Linked DNA regions of Homo sapiens: region 2 is linked to region 1. Evidence: chromatin contacts called from ENCODE Hi-C or POLR2A ChIA-PET data. All regions are on one chromosome and are shown on one strand. Each heading gives the region's core, a stretch centred on a gene start or an enhancer-like site at or near the end of the contact. The rest is flanking DNA. Distances are from core to core; before and after follow the strand shown. Region 1 overlaps MAGI1 (membrane associated guanylate kinase, WW and PDZ domain containing 1). Region 2 holds the start of MAGI1 (membrane associated guanylate kinase, WW and PDZ domain containing 1).

Region 1 (5,706 bases), core at 939-3,438:
CCTTAAGTGTAAGCCATCTTCTTCATCCAGGGCTCACCTGGAGAAACGTAGCACTGTTCTAACACTAAAGGCAAACTGGTGGTGTTGAATTTAGTGAGAGTAGAATATTATATTTTGTGGATAGTTTAAGGGATTCTTCAAGGACTGTTTTGACAGCTGTGCAGGGCCAGGATTGGGGTGACACGAGGAGGCACTCACCACCGGCACAGAATTGAAGGGAGTGCTAGAAACCTCAGTAATGAGGATAAATAATATTTTAATGTAATATTTTTTAATCAAAATTATTTTAAGTGAAGATAGGAGCCGTGTTTGATTTTTCATTTTGCCTCAGGCTTTGATATGGCTCAGTCCTGCACTGCTCTGATTTTGCCTTTGTTTAAAACTGATGTTTTATTCATAATGGATTCTTTGCATTATTTTTATTTTAAAAAATATTGCATGAAATATTATTTCTTTCATATGTGGAGGGTTTTTTTGGCGTATCCTTTAAATTTACATTCCAGGATTATGATTCATTTGTTTCACTCTAGTCCAGCTCTGCCTGTGATATTTGCCTTGACTTCTAACTATAGAAACCCTGAGTAAAATGTAACTCCAAGGGACAAAAAGAGCACCTAGGGTGACTGTCTTCAAGTAGCTGAGTTATTATAGAGTATTAAGTGTGTATGTGGATCGAACTTAATGTGCCATGGTATGTGAAAGACTACTTACATATTTACTTACAGCTATTTGTTGAACACTTACTCTGTGTCTGGCACTGTTCTAGGCACTAGGGTTATATAAACTAGACAAAATGTCTGAATTTGTGGAGTCTACATCCCAGGGGTAACCATACATCATCTCTAGTCCTGAAGACAACTCTGCAATATAAGTATCAATTTACAGGTAAGAAAAGTGAAGCTCAGAGAATAATCCTGGTGGCAGATACCTAAATGTGGTATTGTGTAGCAAGGAATCTAGTAGTGAAAGGATTCAGAAAAAGTCAAGTTTATTATGACCTGAGCTTAGTCAATAGGAGGCTTCCTGGAATGTATGAGTTCTGAATTGGCTCTTAAAGGAAACCGTTACTTAAATGCAAGACAAAATGCAGATAGCAGTACAACGCCCATTTTTCTTGATTTAAGCAAAGCAACAAGATAGCACAGAGACAGCCTGGCAAAAAGATGAAGATAAAAACGTATTTGCCTACTTCAGTCAGGCATCATCAGCATCATCAACAAGACCCCTGGATGGCAGAGCGGGTTCACCATTTGTATTAGCTCCAGCCTGTTAGAGCTGGAATCTTTTATTCAGGCTCAGAGAGGAAGAGTGCGGGGATTGATTAGCATTGTCTACGTAGGATTGACAAGGATCACCACTAATTTCATGCTAATGTGTCACACATGTCATGATATTGGTGTCACTATATTGATTGTTCTAGCACCCTGAGCTGAATTTTCAGAGGGCCACTGTTAGAATTATTATCAAACAGGTTATTAATACGTGTTACTTGATTAATTAGATATTTAGAAACAAGAAGCAAACAGAAAACCGCTAAAAATGCTAAGTATGCATGCTCTACATTTTATAAAATCTGTGTGTATATATACATAAAGTAATTAGAAAACAAAATTAGACAAATATCTAATGACTCTAAAAACATCTTTACTGAGGTAGAATTAATATACAATATCCTGTCCATGCTTAGAATGTATGATTTGATAAGTCTTGACTTGTGCATATACCCATAAAACCAGCACCACAATTAAGAAAACGAACATACATTAGCTCCCCCAAAAATGTCCTTGTGCCCCTTTATAATCACTCTCCTCTACCCTGTATCTCCCGATTTCAAGACAACCAGTAACATGTTATCTGGTGCTAAGTTTGTTTTATCTAGAATTATATGTGAATGTAATCATGTGGTATGTATTTTTTTTGTGGCATCAGGAATCTGACTTCATTCGTAGCATAATAGTGAATTATACATCATTCACTAGCAGAATTTTTTGAGAGCCATTCATGTTGTAGCATATAGCAACAGCTCACTATTTTTGTTGCTGAGTAGTATCTCATGGTATGGATGTATCATCTTTTGTTTGTTTATTCACCCATTGATAGGTATTTGGTTTGTTTCCAGTTTGTCTATTACAGATTAAGCTGCTATGAACATTTGTGTGTAAGTCTTTATATGGATGTATGCTTTCATTTCTCTTGAGTAAATATCTGTGGGTGGAATTACTGGGTCACATGGTCATCTCTCTTTTTAAGAAATCTCTTAACCTTCCCAGAGTGATTGCATCACTTTATATTCCTGCCCAGCAGTGTAGGAGAGTTTCACTTCTTCCACATTTTCATCAATACTTGCTTTGGTCAGTCTTTTTAACTTTAACCTTTCTAATAGTATATCTTGGTACCTCATTATGGTTTTAATTTTTATTTCTATAATGACTAATTTTTCATGTGCTCATTTGCCATCCATATGTCTTTTTTGTTAAAGTGTTTAATTCAAATATTTTACTCTCTTTTTAGTTGGTGTTTTGTTTGGAACTCTATAGATTCTGAATATAAGACCTTTTTCAGATATGTGATTTGTACATACTTTTTCCCAATATGTGCCTTACGTTTTCATCCTCTTAACAGTGTCTTTTGGGGAACAGAGATTTTTAACTATGAAGCAATACAAATTACCAATTGTTTCCTTAATAGATTGTGGTTTTGGTGTGATATCTGTTTTTACTTAACCTAAAGTCACAAAAGTTTTCTTCTATAAGTTTTATGGTTTTCGGTTTTAGTTTTATGTCTATGATCCATTCCGAGTTGAAGTTAATTTTTTTAAATGTGAAAGTCCAATTGTTTTAGTGTCACTTGTTGAAAAGATTTCCTTTCTCCACTTAATTGTCTTTGCATCTTTGTTGGTAATTAGTTGTCCATATATGTGAGGGCTTATTTCTTGATTCTCTATTCTGTTTCACTCATATACTCACCTTTCTTTACACCAGTACAACACTGTCTTGATTACTGGAGATTTATAATGTCTTGAAGTTAGGTACTATTAGTTTTCCAACTTTATTCTTCATTTTCAAATTTGTTTTTGCTATTCTAGGTCCTTCAATATTCCATGTAAATTTTAGAATCACTTTGTCCATTTTGACAAAACGTATGGTAGGATTTTGGTTGGGATTGCGTTGAATATCTAGATATAGATGAATATGTGGAGAATGGACATTTTAAAAGTATTGCCCATGAATAGGGTAGATTTTAAAATTTCTCTCAGTACATTTTTTTTTTTTTTTTTTAGTTTCTATGCAGGTCATTTACATCTCCAGTCAGATTTACTGCTGGGTATTTTATATATTTTGTTGCTGTCATAAATGCTGTGTTAAAATTTTTGTTCCTGAAAATATCTATTGGGTACTGTACTTATTACCCAGGTGATGAAATTACCTGTACAGAAAACCCCCATGGCAAGCAGTTTACATATATGTATGTATATATATATACATATATATATGTAAAAACCTGCACATGTATCCCGGAACCTAAAATAAAAGTTAAAAAATAAAAAATAAAATTTCTATTTCTGATTACAAGTTACAAGCAGAAAGAAATATAATAGATTTTTATATATTGATCTTGTATTCTTTAGTGTGTCTAAACTTGCTTATTACTCCCAGTAGTTTTATTGTAGATTTTATCAGATTTTCTACATAGATCAGGGGTCAGCAAACTTTCTTAAAAGGCCAGATAGTAAATAATTTAAGCTTGTGTGTGTCTGTGGCAATTACTCAACTGCCCATGGTAGTTGAGTAATTAGTAGGGTGAAAGCAGCTGTAGATAATACACAAGTGAATGGGTGTGACTGTGTTCTTATGAAACTTAATAACAAAACTGCCACATTTTGCCAAACCCTGACACAGCTAACCATGCCATCTGAGAAATAATAAAAGTTTTACATCTTCCTTTTCTATTCTAAATGCTTTTTATTTCCTTTCCTTGCTTTATTGCACTGGCTATAGCCTCTAGTAAAGTGTTAGACAGAAAAGGGTAATGAAGATATTCTTGTTCTCAATTTTAGGGAAAAAACATTCACTCTTTCACCATTAACTATGATGTTAGCTGCAGGTTTTTCATAAATTCTTTTCATCAGGTTGAAGAAGTTCTTTGCCATTTATAGATTACCAGGAGTTTTTTTTTTATTTTTAAATCAGCAATAAATGTGGGAGTTTCTGAAATACTTTTTCTGTGTCTACTGAGAGGACTATGTGGATTTTATGTAGTTTATTAGTGTGATATATAATTTATTAGTGTGATAAATTATATTAATAGATTTTCCAATGTTAAAATAATCTTACATGACTGGGATAAACTCTATTTCCCTATTTGCTCATGATGTATTATGCTTTTTATTTATTGTTGAATATGATTGGTTAAATTTTTATTTAGAATTTTTGCATCTTTGTTCCTGTGAAATATTGGTTTGCAATTTTTTTGTTCTAATGATTTTAAATATGTCTATAATATTAAGTAGAAAAAATGAGTTGTATAATATGTGCAGTTTGTTTTTATTTTGATTAAAATAAATTAACCCCTTATATATGTATCTATATGTTTATAGTTTTGTGAAAGGAATGAATATCAAACACAAAAATATTAACACTGGTTATTTGGGGAATGTAATTGGCAGATAGGGATAAGATGAGTAACTTTGTCTTCATATCTGTATAACATTTTTTTTACTTGTCAAAATACGTGCAAGTCTAAATTAAAATTCTTGAATAGACTACACCTCTGAGAAATGTAAATGTTGGAGAGAAACAATCTGTTCTTTGGCCAGAGTTTGACCCTTCTGGAAACAAATCAAATGTTCCTATGATCTAGTTGCTGCTTTGGGGAAAAAAGGTAGTGTAGTGGGCATGGGTTTTTGTAACTAGACAGGTCTGACCTTGAATCCTGGACCTGCTATGGGCCTTTGATTTCTCTGCGTTTAAGATGAACATAATAATACTTATGGGACAATATTGTTATAAGGATAATAAGGATAATAAAGGAAAACAGCATATCATAAATGGTAATTTCTACTACCACTACTATGGCTGCTTCTACTTATAGGATCAGAGAAACTCAAGGTCTCTAGTTCAACTTTGCACTCAATGCCTGAGTCCTGTCTCCGTGTTTGACAGGCAGCCTCTTGCCTCTGCTTAACTACTTTGAAGGATAGATGTCTGTGACCCTGTGATGCAGTCTTTCTTCCCCTGGAGTGGACAGTAGTAACTCCCCAGCTGGTTATTCAGTTTCCCCTCATTTTGTGCAATGCAATAGAATGCACTCTGGAAACATTGGCTGGCTTTCTTTCCCTTTAACACCATTTGCTTGTTCCTAGTTCCTGGTGTTTACATTTACTGCCCTCTTAGCCTTGGCAAATTCAGCTCTCCTCATTTAAGGTCATTTGACCTTAGATCATCCTCTGATCTCTTAGAGTATTAATTTAATTGTTTATAAAAATGAGATAATTATAGTTCCTTTCTATAGGGTGATATTGATAAGATATTATTCTTAAAGTATTGAGGATGGTACCTGGCACATAATAAATGCTCAGTATTGTAAACTAGTCTACTCTGCCTCATTTTTGTTAGTCAGAATTAAATAGGATGATTACCTTCCTCGTTTTTCACATTATTGTCCTGTTAAAGGATAATCTTTTTCTGTCCCTTTCTCCTGTATACT
Region 2 (6,646 bases), core at 953-3,452, 460 kb before region 1:
CAATGCTTTGGAATCAAGATACTAAACCTATGGTGCTCAGCGTTGTGTACCAACAACACATAAGGGGAACCTTAAAAGTTCAAATGACTTAGCCCTTCCTTGACATTCTGATTGGCTGGATCTGTGCTCGGGTTTGATAATTTATGTTTTGAAGTGCTGTTCATATTGACCTAGATTGCTTCTGAAAAAAAGCTGGAGACAAAGTTCCTCTCACCAAGCAAAGCCATGGAAAATTGGTCACCTCCTTTTTTCAGAAACACAACAATGCAATGGGATTTTCAGTTCTGGATATCCCAAGAGAGAAGCATCAACATCCCTCCTTACTTTTATTAGCTTAGAATAGCACCCTACAATGCTTTAAAAGGATGTTTAAACGTATGCCTAAACCAGGTATGGTGGCTCACATCTATAACCCCAGCACTTTGGGAAGCTGAGTCAGGAGGTTGGCTTGAGCCCAGGAGTTTGAGACCAGCCTGGGCAATCAACATAGGGAGACCCCCCCATGTCTACAAAAAATCAAAAAAATAAAACTAGCTGGGCATGGTGGCATGTGCCTATAATTCCAGATACTCAGGAGGCTGAGGTGGTAGGATTGCTTGAGTCCAGAAGTTCGAGGTTACAATCAGCTAGTCGAGCTACTGCACTCCAGCTTGGGGACAAAGCAAGACCACGTTTCTAAAAACACCACCACCACCATCAAAAAACAAACACACAAAGTATGCCCATATTTTCTAAGTTCTAGAAAGGAGAGGATAAATTATCATACTTACTAACTTGAATCCCCAAATGATTTCCCAATTTTCTTCCCAAATAGTAATACTACTATTAAGAATATAATGAGTTTTTATTATTTGCCACTTTATAAGTGTTTTCCCACGTAATACTTCCAAGAACCCTGTGAGGTCTTGTTCTACTTATTTGATCAGCGAGAAACGGAGGCGCGGAGGTCACCAAGCTTGCTCAAGGTCACACAAGGGTGGACCCCTGAGCCTACCTCTCAACCTCGACTGCTGTGTCCATCCTTTCTTCATCGTTTCAACGTACCCCCCTCATTTCTTGGAATCTCTCCTGTGACCAAAGATGAACAAAATTATACATCACTAAAGAGGAAAACAAACTGCTGGGGAGACTACTCAGCAGCCTGATTTGAGGAGTATTTGGGAAGGGCAGCCTTCCTGTGGTATGGGAGTCTTTCTGTCCGCCACCTCGCCGGGACAGAAGTCACTCCATCCGCACCCCCGGGCGACCTCCGGAGGCCGCAGCTACCCCCGGGCTGCGAATTCCGAGTTCTCTCACGCCCCCGCGGGCGCCAGGACGCAGGGCATGTCCGCGCCCGGCGGGGATCCTTATCTCCTGGCCCCGGAGTAGGTCCGCAGGCTTCTCGGCCCTGCCAGGAACTTGAGGCCGGGGCAGATGATTGACTGGGTCCAGCAGTCTCTGCTGGCAGGGCAGTTGAAAAGCTAGAGGGATCTCTTTTTTGGTTGAATACCTGAACCCACACTAGCACCATGGCTTCTCTCTCTTGCCTGTAGTTTCCCGTGTCCTAAAAAGTTGGTCCCAAAGTTTAAGGATGCGGGTGTGTGTAAGAGCGCGTGTGACCCGCACAGGGATCCCAGTTGGGGAACCGGAGGATCCCACCGTCCCCCTCCCCCGGGTCGCAGAGACCCTGGCAGACCCCGCGCCAGGACCCGAACCCGCAAGCGCAGGGCAGGCAGGGAGGCGGCGAGCGCCCCGGGGCGGGTCTCGGGGGTTTCAGTGGGACCTGCGGCAAGGGGGGCGGCGAACCAGCCGGGCTGGGTGACCGACAGCCTGGCCAGCCACTGGCCGAGGGCGGTTAGGAGGCTTAGGGCCGGCGCGAGTGCGTGCGCGTGTGCGTGAGTGTGAGCGCCAGGGTGAGTGTGGCAGCCTCCCCAACCCCCACCTGTTTGAAATGGTTTTCAAATGCCAAAGCCAGATTGCCCGGGTTTCAAAAGTTGCAAACAGTTGGAGTAAAACACGTGTGCGGCCCTCCAGCCCCAAAGGAATCCGCGGAGTCCAGGGCACTGAAAGAAAAGGAGAGAGGATAGGGGTTCAGGAAGGGTTGGGGGGGAGTTGCCTTCTCCCGGCAGGTCGGTTTTAGGACCCATCGGGAAGCACGTTGGAATCTCTCCCTTCGGGGAGGAGGGGAGGGGTGGGCCGGCCGGCTGGCGGCCGCGGGGCGCATGCGCGCGCGTCTCCTGTCGCCGGCCGCTGCGCTCCGCGGCGCGGAATAGAATGAACTGTAACAAAACAAGCCGAGCCTTTGTATCTGCTTAAAGGGGCCGCGAGCACTTACCTCCCGCCCTGCTCCCCGCCGCCCCGCCACCGCGTCTTCAGGGCTCCCGGCAACTGGCTGGAAGGGCTTCCCTCACCCTCAGTAACAGCCTGCCAGCGAGGAGAGGCGAGCCGGGCGGGAGGCAAAGAGGAGGCACCGCATTTGTAAAAGGCAAGAGAGAAAGGAAGGAAGGAAAAAAAAATAACCCGAGCGGCGCAGAGTGGACTCTGGTCCGGGAGAGCACGGGCGGGCGCCGGAACGTGGACCCAGAGGCACCGGAATGCAAACAAAGCTCGCGGGCGCCTGTGCGGGGCTCGCGGGGAAGCCCAGAAAGTTTGTTTTATGATGGCTTGAGTGCGCGAGCGTGTGCAGGGGAGCGAGGCTGCCAAGTTTCTCTCTCCTGTTTTGTGATTTGGGGAGAGATGTTTCTCCCATGAACAAGCGGAGGCTTGGGGGCTCGTGCTGTGGGGGGCACCTGTCTCTCGTTTTATTTTTTTGGAGGAGGGGTGTAACTCATCATGTCCAAAGTGATCCAGAAGAAGAACCACTGGACTAGCAGGGTTCACGAATGCACCGTGAAGCGGGGACCCCAGGGCGAGCTGGGGGTGACGGTGCTGGGAGGCGCGGAGCACGGGGAGTTTCCGTACGTCGGAGCGGTGGCGGCGGTCGAGGCAGCGGGGCTTCCCGGCGGCGGCGAGGGCCCGAGGCTGGGCGAAGGGGAGCTGCTTCTGGAGGTGCAGGGGGTCCGGGTGTCCGGCTTGCCCCGCTATGACGTGCTGGGGGTCATCGACAGCTGCAAGGAGGCCGTCACCTTCAAGGCCGTCAGACAAGGTAAGGCAGGGCGCGCCTTTGGGGGGCGCCCCGAGAAAAGGAGGGTGGTCTGTGGGCTGCCCCTTATTCTCGATTTCCTGCTTCCCTCCTCGGAGCGCAGTGAAGAGAAGTTGAGGCCGTGCGCCCTGTGGTGGCGGTGAAATACACAAAGTTGTTGCGAGGTTGAGGGTTGTTTGCCCACCTGCGTTTCGAAGAGGGGGCTGGGTTTGCGCAAGGTAGCGGGGGGACGTTTCTCAGGCCTGGCTGGCCAACCTGTTATCTCCGCCACTAAGTGCAGCGCAGTCTCGCCTGCACCCGAGAGAGAGTTGGGGAACTGAGTCAGGGGCATGGTGGACGCTGTCCTGGCTCCTTGGGGGAGGGATGCAGCTGGCGTTCTTTGGCCACGAGTCAGTTTCCATACCTGCTGAGTGGGTATACAGAAAGAGAGGGTCTGTAGTTTATTGGACCTCCCCCATCAGAAAATCTGCTTCACCCCGCGACCCCTCCAGGTGAGCTAGGACACCACTGCCTGGCGGTTCCTGAGCCCGCCGCCAGAAGAGCCTGCATTCACCCCTCAGCCGGATGACGCATGTGTCTCCACCGTGTGGCTCAGCCATACACTTGGGAGGGGGAGAGGGGGAAGGGGTGCTTGCTTTTAGCTCGAATCGGGTCCAAGTTTACCCTCCCACCACCACCATCATCGTCATTATTGATGATGAAAATGAAGCTACTATTCATTGTTGGTTTACTACATGCCCGGCTCTGTGTAAAATACTTTACTTGCACTATCTCACTCCGATTCACAACAGTTCTAAGAACGAGTTGTTCTTATTTATATACCCCAAATTAGAGATAAGGAAACTGGGATTGATACTGGTTAAGTGACTTGCTCAAGGTCACACAGTTGCCAAAAGCGAGGGTTTGAGCCCTTGCTGCAGAGCCTTAAGTATGGAGGAGGAAGGAGTGGGGGGATGACCCTACCGCACTGAAGGGGCTGATTCCTGAGGAGGGAGTGGAAGCAAATTCCTCTCTCAGAAATCTGTAGAGGCCTTTTAAAAGATGCATTTGCTGGCTGCTGGTGATGTAGGTCCCTTACATCTCACTTTGGTACAGACAAGGGGCTGTCCTCATGTCAACCCAATGGAGACCAGCTGAGGCCCTTAAAGGGCTCCCTTGTGCAAGCAAGTGCCATGACGCAGGTTCTCCCCAGTGAAAGCACCGAAGGAAGTCGTGAAGTTGAACATGGTGAAAAGTTCCCATGTGTTTCCATAAGGACAGGCAGCAGCTGGAGGAATGTGTCAAAGGAAGGGCTGGGCCTAGCTGGTCCTCTCTTGGAAACAGGCGTGCTCCAGATGAAATGGAGGAGGGGGCGGCCGACTCGCCTGGCCTTTTAGCAGCTTTGGGAGCTGAGGAGCTGACACTTAGCTATGGAAAGCTCCTTGTATTTATGACTTCATTCTCCACTGGGATACCTCCTCCAAGAAGCCCTCCAGAATCCTGCTAGGATGCACAAATTCTTCCTCCTTTGGGCTCCTTTAATGTCTACTTTGTGGCTTTTTTACTTACTCTGAACTCTGAGTTAGGTCCTCATTTCCATACAAGGTAGTGAGCTCATTAAAGGGAGAGATTGTGCCTCATTCCTGGCATACCTCTCCAGGTTTTGCTTGAGGTTCAAAACCTTTCCTGGCCTGACAATGCGTCTTCCTCACACTGGCTTTCCTGTGGGTATTACATAAGCTAACACGTGGAAAGTGCACCCAACAGTGCCTGTACATAGTAAGTGCTCCATAAAGATTAGCTATTTATGTTTGAATTGATTTTAGCAGCTATTTATTTCTGAAACTAGTTTTTAGTGTCAGGAACCTGGATAATTATGACTTGATAGGGCTGTAGAGAAAATACTGTGTGAAGGCATAGGATGGGAGCAGCTGCAGGTCTCAGTTCAGGACCATTTTGGAGAAAGGGTGGAGGAAGGACAGGCAAGGGTACCTGCCCAACTAGGGGGATGCCTCGCAGTGTCTAACGGGTCCTGAATAGGGGCTGGCTTGCAGTGTTTGCAGTGTGCAAGATGCTGCATGGGCTTGTGTCTCTTCCTTCCACTAGTTGCCAAATTTCTGGGAGGCGATGTCCCAGGGCTCTCTCATCATGGAGTTTAGGAAGGCTTGGTGAGATAATCAAGTGGGTTTGGAAACAGACACCTCTGAGTTGAAAGGAAACTGTAGTGTCTCCAGGTGTTAGCTCTCTTCACCCCTTGTGCACAGATTGTTCACAGCAGGGGCGAGTGTGTGGGTATGTTTCTGTGTGTGTGTGTATATGTATGTATGGATGGATGTACGTGAATCTACTTGTAATGGGATAGAAATATGATACTGATTGGGAAACCTGAATGGCCTGGAATTCATTGCAGTCTGAAAGTGACTATTTCATGTAATAATTACACAGGCACAGTTGGATCTTCTGACGTCTTCATTACCAGTAATGATGGCCCTAGAAACCATTTCACCAGTTTTCTGCTCCCTCTTCCATGTTGAGAATATGATTTAGATTGTATGACAGAATTGCTCTTAATGTGTCTTCATTACTGTGCCTTTTAAAGTCATATCAAGCAGGCTCATACTTGGTATATGGTAAAGAAAAATACTACTTTTGTGTTGTTTGCATCCCAAGTTAGCCACTTCCAGGGACACAGATCACTCTGGATACTGTCTACATGGTGGGAGAAAATTCTGTTTTTCTACTTCATGGCAGTTCTCTGGAAAGATACATGGACCAAAACTGTCTGTGACAGGACTGGATTGTGCAGGAATCAAACTCAATGGATCTGCCAGGTTGGACTTGGTTCATTTTAAATGGAGAAGACAGTCCTTTGTCAGGTTGGAGTTGGTTCATTTTAAGTGGGGAAGACAGTACTTTGTCATAAAATGCCTTTACAAAGTTATATATAATTATGTGTATTCAGGTATCATTTACCTATAGTAAAATGCATATCTTAGATATATAATTTGATGAGTTTTAAGCGATGTATGCACTCATGTTAATCACTCAAATGAAGATAGAGAACATTTTCATCACCCCAGAAATTTTTCTCATGTTCCTGTCCAGTTAATTCCCCCCTCCCCCTGCACCATAGATCTACCATAGAATAATTTTGTCTTCAACTTCATAAAAATGAACTAATGCAGTATGTACTCTTTTGTGTTTGGCTTTTGTTACTCAACAAAATATTTTGGAGATTTCGTTTTGTTGCATGTGTACTTCATTTGGTTCTTTTTTTATTGCTAAGTAATATTCCATTGTATACACATACCAGTTTGTCCTTTTGCTTGTTTATGGACATTTGGAGTATTTACCATTTTTTACTATTACGAATAAAGCTGTTATTAATGTTTCAGTTGCTCTACATCTTTGGCCATCTTTGATTTTGTTTGTCTTTTGAATTTTAGCCGTCCTAGTATATGCTTCGGAAAAATGTAATTAAGGAAACTTTGATACAGGATATAAGATGTCGCTAGTATGTATTAAGATCTTGCCTTAGAATATAAT

Evidence for each region. A loop is a pair of places that touch in the nucleus more often than their neighbours do. ChIA-PET counts read pairs that join two places held with the same protein, here RNA polymerase II (POLR2A).
Region 2: a loop to region 1 is called in a map of chondrocyte, with 2.5 times the contacts of the local background. The contact joins the promoter of MAGI1 here to the enhancer-like site in region 1. A Hi-C loop is called at or near these places in 1 of 168 maps with a recorded cell type or tissue (chondrocyte). POLR2A ChIA-PET finds 5 or more read pairs at or near these places in 2 of 52 experiments (H1 and WTC11).

Annotation. Positions count from the first base shown.
Region 1 is chr3:65,572,018-65,577,723 of GRCh38, reverse strand. The region is part of intron 2 of MAGI1 (membrane associated guanylate kinase, WW and PDZ domain containing 1); the gene reads left to right. Among named protein-coding and RNA genes, the nearest start is that of MAGI1-AS1, 320 kb to the left of the region's middle. Within about 2 kb of position 2,188, at least 2 of the 41 ENCODE cell types and tissues checked have a DNase peak (open chromatin) inside an H3K27ac peak, as active enhancers do.
Region 2 is chr3:66,034,474-66,041,119 of GRCh38, reverse strand. MAGI1 (membrane associated guanylate kinase, WW and PDZ domain containing 1) reads left to right here and starts at 2,202. Exons shown (of 23, transcript NM_001033057.2): 1 at 2,202-3,124. The coding sequence starts at 2,812. It overlaps LOC105377128 (a long non-coding RNA gene), which reads right to left and starts at 2,167. Exons shown (of 2, transcript XR_001740440.2): 1 at 1,922-2,167; 2 at 826-1,068. RefSeq lists a silencer at 2,115-2,234 and enhancers at 3,187-4,014, 4,015-4,842, 4,843-5,672.